Linked DNA regions of Homo sapiens: region 2 is linked to region 1. Evidence: chromatin loops called from intact Hi-C (ENCODE). Cell type or tissue: IMR-90. All regions are shown on one strand. Links, peaks and the distances in the headings refer to the core of each region. The heading gives the core; the rest is flanking DNA.

Region 1 (7,498 bases), core at 2,050-4,549:
CAGGTTTCCAGCTTCTTGAAAATTAGAAACCCTGGACCACGATGGTGATGCTGCCTTGTTAGATGGGATATCTATTCTCCAGATGGCCGCAGACCCCACCACTCCCTATGGTTCTTGTTCTCTAATACTGAGGCCAAATGTCAGTTGCCATTTATCAACTTTGGCCTGGGTTGGCTTCACTCGCCTACATTATCTTCCTGGCCCCTGTAAGCATCCAAGGTTAACACCTCTGATGAATTCATTCCTGCTATTTTTTTCTTTTTGAGACAGAGTCTCACTCTGTCACCCAGGCTCTGGAGTGCAGTGGCATGATTATAGCTCACTACAGCCTCAACCTCCTGGGCTCAAGCAATCCTCCCATCTCAGCCTCCGGGGTAGCTAGGGCTACAGGTGCATGCCACCATGCCTGGCTAATTTTTTATTTTTAGTATAGACAAGGTCTTGCTGTATTGCCCAGGCTGGTCTCAAACTCCCAAACTCGTGCAATCCTCCCACTTCAGCCTCCCAAAGTGCTGGGATTACAAGTGTAATTCACCATGCCTAGCCACTATTCCAGCTGTTTCTGACAACCTGTATGTATGAGGCAAGTAGTGCAGTTCAGGATAGAGAATGGAACCTGCCCTGGGAGATCAGGCTGTGAATCTTGGCTCTGCCACTTACTCTCTGGGGGTGTTTATATAGATTCATGGCCCTGGCATGTGTTTGTTTGTTTGTTTGTGAAATAGAGATACTGCTACCTACACTCAAGACTACCTTTGAGAATTCAGTGACAGGATGCAGTTAGTTCCTAAGTCAGTGGTCAGCAAACTTTCTCTACAGAGGGCCAGAGAATGAATATTTTAGGAATTATTATATAGGGGCAATACAGTCCCTGTAGCAACCAAACTCTGCAGTTAATGGTACAGAAGCAGTTACAGACAATACGTGAGTGAATGGCTGGGTTCCAATAGAACTTGTTGTTTGTTTATTTGTTTTTTGTTAGAGATGGAGTTTTGCTCTGTTGTCCAGGCTGGAGTGCAGTGGCTGCAGCCTTGAACTCCTGGGCTCAAGTGATCCTCTTGCCTCAGCCTCCAGGAGCACCTGGGACTACAGGCACACGCTACCATGCCCAGCTCCAATAGAACTTGACTTTCTTAGTTTATTTATCTTTATAAATAGAGATGGGGTCTCACTGTGTTGACCAGGCTGGTCTCGAACTCCTGGCCTCAAGCCATCCTCCCATCTCAGCCTCCCACAGAGTTAGGATTACAGGTATGAGCCACTTCGCCCAGCCAGAACTTGACTTTCAAGCACAGATGCCAGCTGGATGTGGCCTGAGTGTCATCGTTTGCTTTGTCCTCAGAGGTTCTCTCACTCCCTCTCCTGCCCCTCTCTTGTCCACTCCACATATGTCAGGTAGACGAGTTATTTCAAAGAGTATGAGACAATCCTGAAAAATGCACATGACAGGAGTCTGCAATCCTCCTCCCTGTCTTACCTTCCAAGTGGGGAAGGTGTGAGTTTTGAGTCTGTTCTGGCTCAGCTTTTGCTGAGCAGATTCTGAATCGGGGCAGAGAAGAAAACCATGATACTAAAGACCCCAGCCAGGTCAAGGGGACCTGTACAATAAAGACCAGAAAGTGGGAACGGGACAGAGTAAACCAGAGAGGACCACCAGGCTGGAAGAGCTTGGGAGAGATAGAGGAAGCAAATCAGAACTGGAGAAGCTTGAACTTGAAGGATGGGGAGGAAGGGCAGGGCTACCTCAATTTGAGAGAGCTGCTTGGCACCTGAAGAAGCAAGTGTAGAGAAAGAACAGCAACTCAATGTCAAGATTTCAAGTTGTGCTGATGGGGAGGCTGGCTCTGGCCTCCTTTGAGTGACTCCAGGGAAGATTTTAATTGCACTTTGGTTTTCTTGGTTGATGGATGGAGACACAGTGCTAATGCCGGGTGAGCTTTATGAGGGTGGCACATAGGTGGCACTCCCCTCCTCATACCCATCACCGCTTCCGATAGCACTAAGAATGGAATCCCAGTGTTCACCTGGCTGGCATGACTGGCATCCTGCCCCTCCTGCCCTTCCGGCCTGCCATTCATTATACTTGCCACCCTTTTTCTCCCTCAGAGCCTCAGATGTCACTCCAGGCCTTTAAACATGTGGCTTCCTTATCCGGGAATGCTCTTCCTTTCGTCTCTTTCTCTCCTGCACAGTTCAGCTTAAAGTCACCTTTTCAGGAAGACTTTCCCTACCCCAATGTGAGTAGCCCTGCCCCTCATCCCCATCCTTCAAGTTCAAGTTTCTCCAATTCTGATTTGCTTCCCCCAGCACCGCATACCCGGTGCCCAGGGCTGGCCTCACCATTGTAGGTGTGGAATCAATACTGGCTGAATAAATGAACCATATATAGGCAGCGCATACAGATGTGTGCTACACATTTTTTTATTCATCCAGCAAATATATATATATATTTTATATATATATATATATATATTTTTTTTTTGAGACGAAGTCTCATTCTGTCACCCAGGCTGGAGTGCAATGGCATGATCTCAGCTCACTGCAACCTCTACCTGCTGGGTTCAAGCAATTCTCCTGCCTCAGCCTCCCGAGTGGCTGGGATTACAGACGTGCGCCACCACACCTGGCTAATTTTTGTGTTTTTAGTAGAGACCAGGCTGGTCTTGAACTCCTGACCTCAAGTGATCTACCCGCCTCGGCCTCCCAAAGTGCTGGGATTACAGGCATGAGCCATGGCGCCCGGCCCATCCAGCATATTTATTGAACACCTGCAATTACCGGCCAGGTACTGAGCTCAGCCCAGGTAATACAAATTCAGTAAGACACTCTCTCTGTCCTCAAGGAGCATGCAGGACACTGGGTGCTAAATACATGATCACAGTCTTCTTGCTTTCATTTCCTTTACTTCTGGAAAGCCTGATTCAGAGATAGTTGGAGAAACCTCAAGAAACACAAATTTTATTTCCTAATTTACAGTGCAGACCAGGATTTCTCAACATCAGCATTGTTAGAATTTGGGGCTAGATAATTCTTTGTCGTGGGGGCTGTCCTGGTCATTGGAGGAAGTTTGGCAGCATCTCTGGCGTCTGCCTACTAGAGACCAGTAGCATCCCCATCCCAGTGGTGGCAACCAAAAATATTTCCAGAGAACCAGTGGTCAAGGTGGAACCAGCTGTCCCGGAACAGAACCCCAAGTGACCTGTGTCTTTGAGACCCTGAAACAAGCCTAGAATCTGGAAGTAGAATGAGAAAGGAAGAAACACCCCTGGCACGCTCCCAACAGAACATAAACAACACAGACACAATGTAAACACCAACTATTCAAGGCCACTAGGGAACAGGTCTGAAATGACAGAACAGAAACCAGGATGCTGAAACCACAAAAACGACGAAATGGCCCCCTCTTTCGACACACACGAGCGCTGGCTGCTCCTCCACCGATGATCCCTCAAGCTCCCTTTATTTCCTCCCCTTCCAGATAAAGACCATCAAGCTACCCCTAGCAACAAATTACCCTCACTTCCTGACAACATCTTAGCCCTCCTGTAGAGTTACTCAAGAAAATACAGGATGCTAAGTTAAATTTAAATTTTATTTTATTTTTATTTATTTTATTTTTTTGAGACAGAGTCTCGCTCTGTTGCCCAGGCTGGAGTACAGTGGCACAATCTCGGCTCACGGCACGCTCCGCCTCCTGAGTTCATGCCATTCTCCTGCCTCAGCCTCCCGAGTAGCTGGGACTACAGGGGCCCGCCACCATGCCCGGCTAATTTGTTGTGTTGTTAGTAGAGACGGGGTTTCACCGCGTTAGCCAGGATGGTCTCAATCTCCTGACATTGTGATCCACCCACCTAGGCCTCCCAAAGTGCTGGGATTACAGGCGTGAGCCACCGTGCCCGGCCAAATTTAAATTTTTGATAAATAATGAATAATGTTTTTTAGTATAAGTATGTGCTAAATATTGCATAGGATATACTTATGCCATATCTGGAATTCAAGTTTCACTGGTGTCCTGTATATTTTATTTGCTAGATCTGCAACCCCACCTTCCTTAGAATTACCCAGCGCAAGCAGAAACCCTGTAATGAGCTCCCCCAGCTCCCTCGGACTGAGAACCTCCTATGCCTCTGTCAGTGGGCATTCTCTCTGTCTGCACAAGCTCATAAACCTAACTTTGAGGAAGGATGTCCTCCTGGTGGCCTTTGAGAAGAATCATCCCCACCTTTTGCTATAGGAAACTCAGAGATGGCCATCGGAAAGAGGTAGTGGTGGGTGGCCAGCAAAGGACAGCGGTGAGGGACAGGTGCAGTGGGAAAGTTCAGAGAGGCTCAGCTCACTAGCATCCAGCCCAGGGAGCACTCCATGGAAGGTGGTGGGAGGAGAGACTGCCTGAGTCTCATTTCTGAGCTGGCTGAGGCACAGAGTCAGCATCTCAAGGACTCAAGGAGAGTCGGAGGAGTCCAATGAGTGCTGGGTCCTGTCTCTATGAAATTCCTCCCAAGTTTATATACAGTGTCCACGGAGCCACCACATACTTCACAAACTGTGTGGCAAGTTCTTCATGCCTCAGTTTTCTTAACTGCAAAAGGGGGATAATAATATTGTGAGGATTAAATAAGTTAATGGTTTTAAAGTGCTTAGAACAATGCCTGGAACAGTGTGTTTGCTCAATTTTTTTTTTTTTTTTTTTTTTTTTTTGAGACAGAGTCTCGTTCTGTCGCCCAGGCTGAAGTGCAGTGGTGCCATCTTGGCTCATCACAACCTCCGCCTCCCGGGTTCGAGTGATTCTCCTGCCTCAGCTTCCTGAGTAGCTGAGATTACAGGCGCCTGCACCACACCCGGCTAATTTTTGTGTCTGTAGTAGAGACGGGGTTTCACCATGTTGGCCAGGCTGGTCTCAAACACCTAACCTCAAGTGATCTGCTGGCCTTGGCCTCCCAAAGAGCTGGGATTACAGGTGTGGGCCACCGCACTCGACCTGTTTATTAGATTAAACATAAATATTACAAAGTAATTGAATAAGGAAGAAGGCTGGGCTGTGCCTAGGGAGTGGCACCAAAATAGTTGATTTTACCTAAATGTCAAACAACAAAATGTCTGTTTTTTCCATTTGATCATTTGTTCCTTTGGCTAATGGCAGTGTATACCAACAACGGAGTTTGAGTGTTCATTTTCCCCAGGGTTTAGTTGGCAGGGGGAAGAGCCGCCCCTCAATCGTAGCACACTGATTGTGCTAGCACCCGTGGGTAAATGACAAGGTCGGGTGTTCGACGCTGGGTGGGGCACTTTTGCCAGTGCATGTTGCAGGGTTCTGTTCGGCTGAGTCACCCTGCCTCTGAGGATGTCCACCCATGTATCTGTGTGCAGATGCTTTTGAGAAAGCAAATAAAATGTGGGGACGGGGGTGGGGGAAAGCAGACAGAAAAAGACACCAGTAGTAACACCAAGGCTTGCAGAGTTATTGACTGAAATCATCAAAATACTGTATCTGACCAACAGACAGTTACAATCCAGCTGGTAAGGTGGTATCATTCCATTTTCCAGAGAAGGACATGAAGCTAGGTTGAGAATGAAGACGTTTCTATGCTTTTTGTATAGTGCCGTTCACTCATTGAAATACAGGGTCTGGAGCAGTGGTTCTCCCACCTGGGTGAACATCAGAATCACCAGGAGAGAGCTGGGCCTTATCCTGCAGTTTCTGATTCTCTGGGTCTGGAGTGGAATCCAAGAAGTACATTTCTTTTTTTTTTTTTTTTTTTTTTTTTTTTGAGACAGAGCTCTTGTTGCCCAGGCCAGAGTGCAATGGTGTGATCTCGGCTCACTGCAACCTCCGCCTCCCGGGTTCAAGCGATTCTCCTGCCTCAGCCTCCCAAGTAGCTGGGATTACAGGCATGCGCCACCACGCCTGGCTCATTTTGCATTTTTAGTAGAGACGAGGTTTATCCATGTTGATCAGGCTGGTCTGGGACTCCCGACCTCAGGACATCTGCCCACCTTGGACTCCCAAAGTGCTGGGATTACAGGCGTGAGCCACCACACCCAGCCTAATTTTTGTTGTTGTTTTTGTTTTTTCTTTTTTTTTAATGTAGTAGAGACAGGGTCTCCCTGTGTTGCCCAGGGTGGTCTCTAATTCCTGGGCTCAAGTGATCCTCCCACCTCGACCTCCCAAAGTGCTGGGATTACAGGTATGGGCCACTGTACCTGACTTTAGGACGGTTTTTATTTTTTTATTTTTTATTTTGAGACTCTGTTGCCCAGGCTGGAGTGCAGTGGCACAATCTCAGCTCACTGCAACCTCTGCCTCCTGGGTTCAAGCAATTCTCCTGCCTCGCCTCCTGAGTAACTGGGACTATAGGCATGCACCACCACGCCTGACTAATTTTTGTATTTTTTGTAGAGTCAGGGTTTCACCATGTTGGCCAGGCTGGTCTTGAACTCCTGACCTCAAGTGATCTGCCAGCCTCAGCCTCCCAAAGTGCTGGGATTACAGGCATGAGCCATGATGCCCAGCCAGAATAGTTTTTAAATTGGGATTATTTTACATGAAAATCTAGATTTCTGGCCTCCCTCACTTGGAAAAAACCAAAAAACCCACATTCATTCTTGCATGACAAGAATTGGTTGGAACTGAGAGAGCAGTTTCTCCTTCTAGAAGGGACTTGTATGCTCCAGTTTTGTTACAGTCTCCACCAATCCCACCTGTCTGATGCCAGGCCCACTCACTCATTTTATTTCTGTTTGGCCCTGCAGGTTGTTGAGTTTGTGACTGAGCTGTTTTTCTATGTTGCGCTCCCTAAGATGTTCCCAGTGTAAGCCACAGCCTGATATTCACACCTTTGAGTAATTGCTCCTGAGGCTAGACTTATTGACTGGCTTCTAACGAATAGAATATAGCAGAAGTGATGGGGTACCATTCAAGAGTAGGTTATAAAAAGACTGTGACTTCCATCTCTCTTGCTCTCTCCTGTTTAATTTGCCATGTGAGGAAGCCATCTGCCATGTCCTAAGGCCACCCCTGTGAAGAGAACCATTTGACAATGGACCGAGACCTGCCAAGTTAGTTTGTAAGTGGATTCCTCACCAGTCAAGCCTTCAGATGAGACTATGACCCTGGCCACCAACTCCTCCCAAATCTCATAGTGACCTTGAGCTTGAGGCTCTCAGCTAAACTGCGTTTAGATCTCTGACCCACAGAAAATGTGAGGTATGAATGTTTGCGGTTTGAAGTCACTAAGATTTTGGGTAATTAGTTACACAGCAATAGATAGTACAGCTTCAGATTATGTTGTGGAAATGGTTTTCTACATGCCACCATAAAGACATTTGAAAGATTTTATGCTGGGAAATTATTCTCCATCCAATTCACCTCGGACCACTGGACATATATATGTACATATCTGAGTTTAGGGATTAGAGCAACACCAAGAGCGTCACTGTGAGGATTTTACACCATGAAAAAGAGCCCAGGAATCCTCTACCAGTATTTAAGTCAATAAAC
Region 2 (7,498 bases), core at 2,742-5,241, 110 kb before region 1:
TGTAGAGTTAGGAGAGGCACAGCCCTCAATCATAGACCTTAGCACAAATGGCTCTGGAGGGGTGATGTTTGCTCATAGTCCCCGATGAGCAGCTTAGAGGAGATGGGTGGGGCTTTGGAAGCCGCCTCCCTTTCCTCTTATTGTCTTGCTTCAACCAGAAAAGTCTACATGTTGACACACTTGTTTTATGGGTTTTAAAAATACCTTTTAGGGCTATTTACATTCTTAAAGACTTTTTAATAAAAAGGATATATGCACATTATTAAGAAATCAAAGACTTGTGGAAATGTACAAAGAATAAAGCAACAAATCATTGAAAATTTTGCCACCTGGGAATAAACCATGTTAACTCTCAGATAATTTCAGTCATCTCTCTATGTAGATTAAGGGGAGTGAGAAAGAGACTTTTACTTAAAAGGGATTCTAATTATATATGTTAATAGATTATGAAGTATAAGGTATTACTGTACTTGACTTTTTTCTTGAATTTAACAGAAGAAAAACAAATCAAATGAAAATGAAAGAGTGCCAGGCGCGGTGAGTCACGCCTGTAATCCCAGCACTTTGGGAGGCCGAGGCAGGTGGTTCACCTGAGTTCAGGAGTTTGAGACCAGCCTGGCCAACACGGTGAAACCCCATCTCTACTAAAAATACAAAAATTAGCCGGGCGTGGTGGTGGGCACCTGTAATCTCAGCTACTCGGAAGGCTGAGGCAGAAGAATCGCTTGAACCCAGGAGGCAGAGGTTGCAGTTTGCTGAGATTGCACCACTGCACTCCAGCCTGGGCGACAGAGGGAGACTCCATGTCAATAAATAAATAAATAAATAAATAGGCTGGGCGCGGTGGCTCACACCTGTAATCCCAATGCTTTGGGAGGCCGAGGCGGGTGGATCATAAGGTCAGGAGTTTGAGACCAGCCTGGCCAACATGGTGAAATCCCATCTCTACTAAAAATACAAAAAAAATTTAGCCAGGCATGGTGGCGGGCGCCTGTAATCCCAGCTACTTGTCAGGCTGAGGCAGGAGAATCGCTTGAACCCGGGAGGCAGAGGTTGCAGTGAGCCGAGACTGTACCACTGCACTCTAGCCTGGGTGACAGAGCAAGACTCTGTCTCAAAAAATTAAAAAATAATACAAAGAATAAATAAATAAATAAATATGAAAATAAAGAGATTGCTGAGCAGCACAAAATAAAAGCTCCTAAAAGTTTCCTGTAAAGTTTAAGATATGTATAGTATTATCTTATATATGTATTAAATGTAATTTCAATCTCCTAATGAGGATAATTAATGGTCAAAATCAGATTTTTTAATAGAAATTTCAATTTAGGGCACTATTTACTCTTTTTTTGTGTTGTTTTGTTTTTTGTTTTTTTGCTTTTTTGAGACAGGGTCTCGCTCTGTCTCCCAGGCTGGAGCGCTGGCAAGATCTCAGCTCAGTGGAACCTCTGCCTCCTGGGTTCAAGGGATTCTCCTGCCTCCGCCTCCTGAGTAGCTGGAACTATAGGTGTGCACCACCACACGAGGCCTTTTTTTTTTTTTGAGACAGAGTCTTGCTCTGTCGCCCAGGCTGGAGTGCAGTGGTGTGATCCCAGCTCACTGCAACCTCCGCCTCCTGAGTTCAAGCGATTCTCTGCCTCAGCCTCCTTAGTAGCTGGGATTACAGGTGCCCGCCACTATGCCTGGCTACTTTTTTTGCATTTTTAGTAGAGACGGGGTTTCACCATCTTGGCCAAGCTGGTCTTGAACTCCTGACCTTGTGATCCACCAGCCTTGGCCTCCCGGAGTGCTGGGATTACAGGCGTGAGCCACCGTGACTGGTCTTTTTCTTTCTTTCTTTTTCTTTCTTTCTTTTTTTTTTTTTTTTTGAGAGAGGGTCTCTCTCTGTTGCCCAGGCTGTAGTGAAGTGGCACCATCTCAGCTCACTGCAACCTCCACCTCCCAAGTTCAAGCGATTCTCGTGCCTCAGCTCCTGAGTAGCTGGGACTATAGGCGTGTGCCACCATTCTCTATAAAGCCACATCAGTTTTTCAACTATATATCACCTAGTTGTTTGGTTTTAAGTCTATGATTGAGTGGATGTAATTGTCATTCCTGTTTCTTCTTACAGCTTTTCCCTTTCCATTCTTCATTCTGATGCATGTATGGGTTGGCTGGGTTTCTCTGCTGAGCTTTTGTTTGTTTGACTTTGCTGTGCTTTGTTTTTCCTCGGGCTCATGGTGCTGGTGCTCTATTCACAGAGCGCCCTTGTCTCTTAGGATGCTCAAGTGGAATATTGGCTGGATATTCCTGGATCCCATGTTCTCTCCTCCAAGATTTTGTAAACATCATTACTCCATTGTTTTCTGGTGTTTAAAGTTTCTGGGGGAGAAGAATAAGGCCAGCATGAGTTTTTTTCCCCCTTGTATCAGCGACTTAATTTATGCTGGAGTCTAATTATAACATTTCTAGAAATATAATTATAACACTTTCAGAAATAAAACATTTTTAACAGTGCATGTGTTTTAAACCTAGTGAATCTGACAATTTCAGCAGTTTAACACTGAAATGTACTAAAAACTTCAAAACAGAATCACTCATACATAGCTGATGGGAATATAAAATGGTGCAGCCCCTCTGGAAAACAGTTTGGTAGTTTCTTTACAAATTGAACATGCAAACATGCAACTATCACTTAACCCAGCAATTGCATTCCTGGGCATTTACCCCAGGGAAACGAAAAGTTACGTTTTTATCAAAACATCTGTATGAATATTTAAGCCGGAATCAAAAGTCTGTGTACCCTGTGATTCCATTTACATGGACATTCTTTTTTTTTTTTTTTTTTTTTTTTTGAGACAGGGTCTCACTCTGTTGCCCAGGCTGGAGTGAAGTGGCACCATCTCGGCTCACTGCAACCTCCACCTCCCAGGTTCAAGCGATTCTCCTGCCTCAGCCTCCCGAGTAGCTGGGGCTATAGGTGTGTACCACCACACCTGGCTAATTTTTATATTTTTAGTAGAGATGGGGTTTTGACATATTGCCTAGGCTGGTCTCAAACTCCTGGCCTCAGGTGATCCATCCACCTCAGTCTTCCAAAATGCTGGGATTACAGGCATGAGTGAATGTGCCCAGCCATTTATATGACATTCTGAAAGGGCAGAATTATAGGAACAGAAGAAAACAGACCAATGTTTGCCCAGGCTGGGACTGATCATGGTGGTGGCTACATGACCAAATGAGTCTGTCAAAATACATCAAATGTGTACTAATATGAGTCAATTTTACTTTATCAAACTTATACCTTAATAAATCTGACTTTAAACAGAAGAATCACCAGCACTTTGGGAGGCTATGGTGGGAGGACTGCTTGAGGAGTTGGAGACCAGCCTGGGCAACAAAGCGAGACCCCATCTTTACAAAAAAACAAAAACAAAAAAAAAAAAAAAAAAAAGGAAGAAGAAGAAGAAGGAGAAGGAGAAGGAAAAGAAGAAGAAATAGCCAGGCATGGTGGTATGTGTCTGTAGTCCCAGCTACTTAGGAGGGTAAGGCCAGGGGGATCCCTTGAACCCAGGAGTTTGAGGCTCCAGTGAGCCATGATTGCACCACTGCACTCCAGCATGGTGTTTTTAAAAAAGAAAGGAAGGGAAGGGAAGAGAGGGGAGGGGAGAAAGGGAGAAGGAAAGCTGAGATTGTGCCACTGCACTCTAGCCTGGGCAACACAGTGAGACACCGTCTCAAAAAAAGAAAAAAGAAAAGAAAAAGGAAAAGAAACCAATAAGCAGCAGTATCAGCATATTTTTAGAAGTATGGAGATAAATAATGGTGGGAGGGGAGGGGAGGGGACAGAAGGAAGGAAGGAAGGAAAGAAGGAAGGATCAGCATAGTCTTTCCATTTTTGTCACCATCATTTTAAGAAGTATATTTGAAAAGCATGAACTACGTTAAACCCCACAGTTACTTGGGCTTCTAGGACATGCTGTTATTGACTTCTGTTTCAGTGCATTTGATTTTATTTTTAGCCGGCAGTAAAACACTGTTTCTATCCCGGCTGCACATTTTCCCCTACATTAAAGATGACTCATAGAACTCTTTATTTATCATTCTACACAGAGTAATTTCTTTTACTGCTTAGTTGGAAAAAACTACAAGCTTTTACCACATTTAATGGCAAACATTTTCCTGCTCATTGAAACAAAACACCATGTGCTCTCTGTAAACAGTGCTGACCCAGATTCACATCCATCATTGCAAAATTCCACATTGAAAACAAGCAAACAGCTTGATGGTTCATCTGTTGTTGCTCTGTTTCTTTTCTTTCAGATTATATGGAAAGGACAAAGTGCACAGTAAATATATATTTTGATATATCCTAGGCAGCATACTTTACAATTAAACAGCTTGGATGTTTGGATGACTTCATATAAGAAATTTTTTATATAAAATAATAACTGGATAAGATAGATGCATTGACTCTGGCCTATCATTGTAATAATCTATTTTCAGTTTTGCTAACTAGGATGTATAAGTTCATTCACCATTCAAATGTAAAACTACAGGTTTCTTTCTTTATTATTTTATTATTTATTTTTTTTCTTATTAAAACTACAGGTTTCAATTAAACAAGGCAGGCTGCATTACCTATCTTTCCCCTACCAATACCTCACTAAAATGAGAATTAAAGAAAATTTAAAAAGGAATTTTTAAAAGGGCATACATCCATAGGAACAAAAAGAATGGAAGAGGAGACAGCAGCCAATGGGAACTGGTAACAAAATTTTGCGGGCTTGAAAACTCAGCAGACAGGAGAAAGCTAGATGTTAACCAATGTCAGGCGGAAAAGCCAGCAGGAAGCAAGGCAATCGATTCCCTATGCAGCGTCTGAGCGGGCTCAGGAATGAGCTCTGGCAGGTGTGAGTGAAGGGAGAAGATGAGCGCCTCACTCCTGGAGAGACCCAGAAGCCATGTCCCTGAGCCGTCAGAGCACAGGCAGCGAAAAGTGACGTTGAGACACTGCATTGGAAATGGGAGGAGGTGAAAGCTGGCAGACGGAAAGCTGAAAACCCACAGGCTCCTTGCCTGCTTAGCTCCTAGAACGCTGGCAACAAAATTTAACCCCACTTTGCACCCGGCGCCCGTAGGATACTGGAGAATTTTCTTGTGGGGAAACCACCTGACCCAGGAGAAAAGCCCCACAGGCATTGACATATGACCAGGCTGCTACATGGTCACCCTAAGGAGAGGACCACCATACAAGAAGGTTCAATCCTCACCTTCCATGATATGGAATCAATTATTAATGTCTAATATTGAAAAAGAGGCCGGGCATGGTAGCTCACGCCTGTAATCCCAGCACTTTGGGAGGCAGAGGTGGGTGAATTACTTCAGGTCAGGAGTTCAAGACTAGCCTGGCCAACATGGTGAAACCCCTTCTCTACTAAAAATATAAAAATTAGCCGGGTGTGGTGGCACATGCCTGTAATCCCAGCTACTCAGGAGGCTGAGGCAGGAGAATTGCTTGAACCTGGGAGGTGGTTTGCAGTTAGCTGAGATCGTGCCGCTGCACTCCAGCCTGGGGGACAGAGTGAGACTCTGTCTCCAAAAAAAAAAAAAAGAAAGAAAGAAAAGAAAAAGAAACCAATAAGCAGCAGTATCAGCATCTTTTTAGAAGTATGGAGATAAATAATGAATACACAGCTGGAGACGTAGTTTAGGGGAGGAGATAACAGAAATGGGATTGGGAGGAGGCTCAGGGGCTGCTGCCTTCCATTGCAAGTCTTCCAATATTTGATTTTGAAAACCATGTATTGTGTTTATTCTTTTAAAATCCTCCTTCCCCTTGAAAAACATAAGGCAAAATCATGTGAGTAAACCAGTGTCATCTGGAAAAACAAATGAGGGCTCAGGATTGTCCACAATGGTTACCTGGAGAAATGAAAGAGTTCTGCGAAATTCACCATACTTTCCCTTTGAAATTGTCTGCTGGGGATTCCACAGGAGCTTTTTCCAGCGATGTTTTAAATCATCCACTCCTTGCTCACCGAAGAGGTTTTATTAAACACATCTTTGTTTTTCGAAGTTGGTGAGTAAAAGGGTCTTATGATTAGTAGATTCTCAGGGAATGAAATGCCTTTAAAAGGAAGTTGGCTGTTCTTCTTCTTCTTTTTTTTGAGACAGAGTTTCACTCTTGTTGCCCAGGCTGGAGTGCAACGACACAGTCTCGGCTCATCACAACCTTCCCTTCCTGGGTTCAAGCCATTCTCCTGCCTCAGCCTCCTGAGTAGCTGGGATTACAGGCGTGCGCCACCACACCTGGCTAATTTTGTATTTCTAGTAGAGATGGGGTTTCTCCATGTTGGTCAGGCTGGTCTCAAACTCCCGACCTCAGGTGATCTGCCCACCTCGGCCTCCCAAAGTGCTGGGATTACAGGCGTGAGCCACTGTGGCCGGACCAGCTGTTCTTTAAGAAAATAAAAAAGCTTATAAACTTCCCATGTCACATGCAGACAATGTGACTAATTGTGCAGACTACATGACGACATCCGTGCGTGCACACACATGCATGTGCAAGCAGCTGGCCCGGACAGAGAGATCCCCCTCCGCTGCTCCTGTTTGCCCTCATACAGATGTTGGAGGTGAGAGAAGCCACTCTCCAGCAAACTCAGCAAAATCATTAAGTTTGACTTCAGCAATCCCACCTAATTTTCAGAATCTTTTCCCCACGCCCTTCAAGCCCCTTTTCCCTGTCAAAGCAAGAAGAACATAATTGAATATATATAATGAGGTAAAAACTTGGTTCCTGACATTTGTTTGTTAAGCCTTTTGTCCATAATGTAGGTGATTTTAAATGAAGTTATGCCTTACTCTTAGCAAAACAATTATGAGCTATTTTCTTCTCCTTTCCTGCAGGGTTCTAAGAGCAGCACACCTCCTACATTTGTGTATTTGTATCAGCTGCACAAATGCCAAGGCCCCAAATATACCTTGAACTAATGCTTCTCAAGCCAACTCTAATGTGCTCGTGAATCTTGTTAAAATGCAGATTCTGATCCAGCAGGTCTGCCAGGGGTCTGAGATTCTCACAAACTCCCAAAAGATGTGATGCTTGATCCGTGGACTATGGTTTTCAAGGCAAAACCCTAAACTATCTGTTCAATGAGAGTTTGCAATTTGTCAGGTCTCATATTTTCATGTGCTAGCGAAAAATAGAAGCTTTGTGATGTCGTAGCTGCTTCACTTACGTATTTTTTTCTGATTGGTTAAAGAGTCTCTAGCATTTTATTGTTTTCTGTAGTTTTTCTTTCAGTAGATAATAGATGCATAAGTCTTTTCTGCATATGATCGTACATCAATAGGCTGCAGAGAAAAATGGGAGTGAGAAAGATAAAATGGACGGAAACTGCAATCTGGTAAATAAATGCATTCTCTCATAATTTGTAGAAGTGGTGAGAAATCGGAAGCACGCACATCAGAAATAAAAAGAATTAATCACGTCAACCTCTGTATTCTTCTTGGTAAA

The links. Peaks named below come from ENCODE experiments on the same cell type or tissue, not always from the same donor. Only the 100,000 strongest peaks of a DNase experiment are listed, where the experiment ranks them.
Region 2: it touches region 1 in a loop (4-fold over the local background); 2 of 110 quality-filtered maps call a loop at or near these places.

What each region holds. Positions count from the first base shown.
Region 1 is chr20:19,899,216-19,906,713 of GRCh38, reverse strand. All of the region lies in intron 3 of RIN2 (Ras and Rab interactor 2), which reads right to left. Among named protein-coding and RNA genes, the nearest start is that of NAA20, 110 kb to the left of the region's middle. In IMR-90, for the core only: a CTCF peak has its summit at 3,407; a DNase peak (open chromatin) is centred at 3,373; H3K27ac peaks cover 580 bases.
Region 2 is chr20:20,007,452-20,014,949 of GRCh38, reverse strand. No RefSeq gene overlaps it. Among named protein-coding and RNA genes, the nearest start is that of NAA20, 6.2 kb to the left of the region's middle. In IMR-90, for the core only: no CTCF peak of the experiment used is centred there; a DNase peak (open chromatin) is centred at 4,099; H3K27ac peaks cover 365 bases.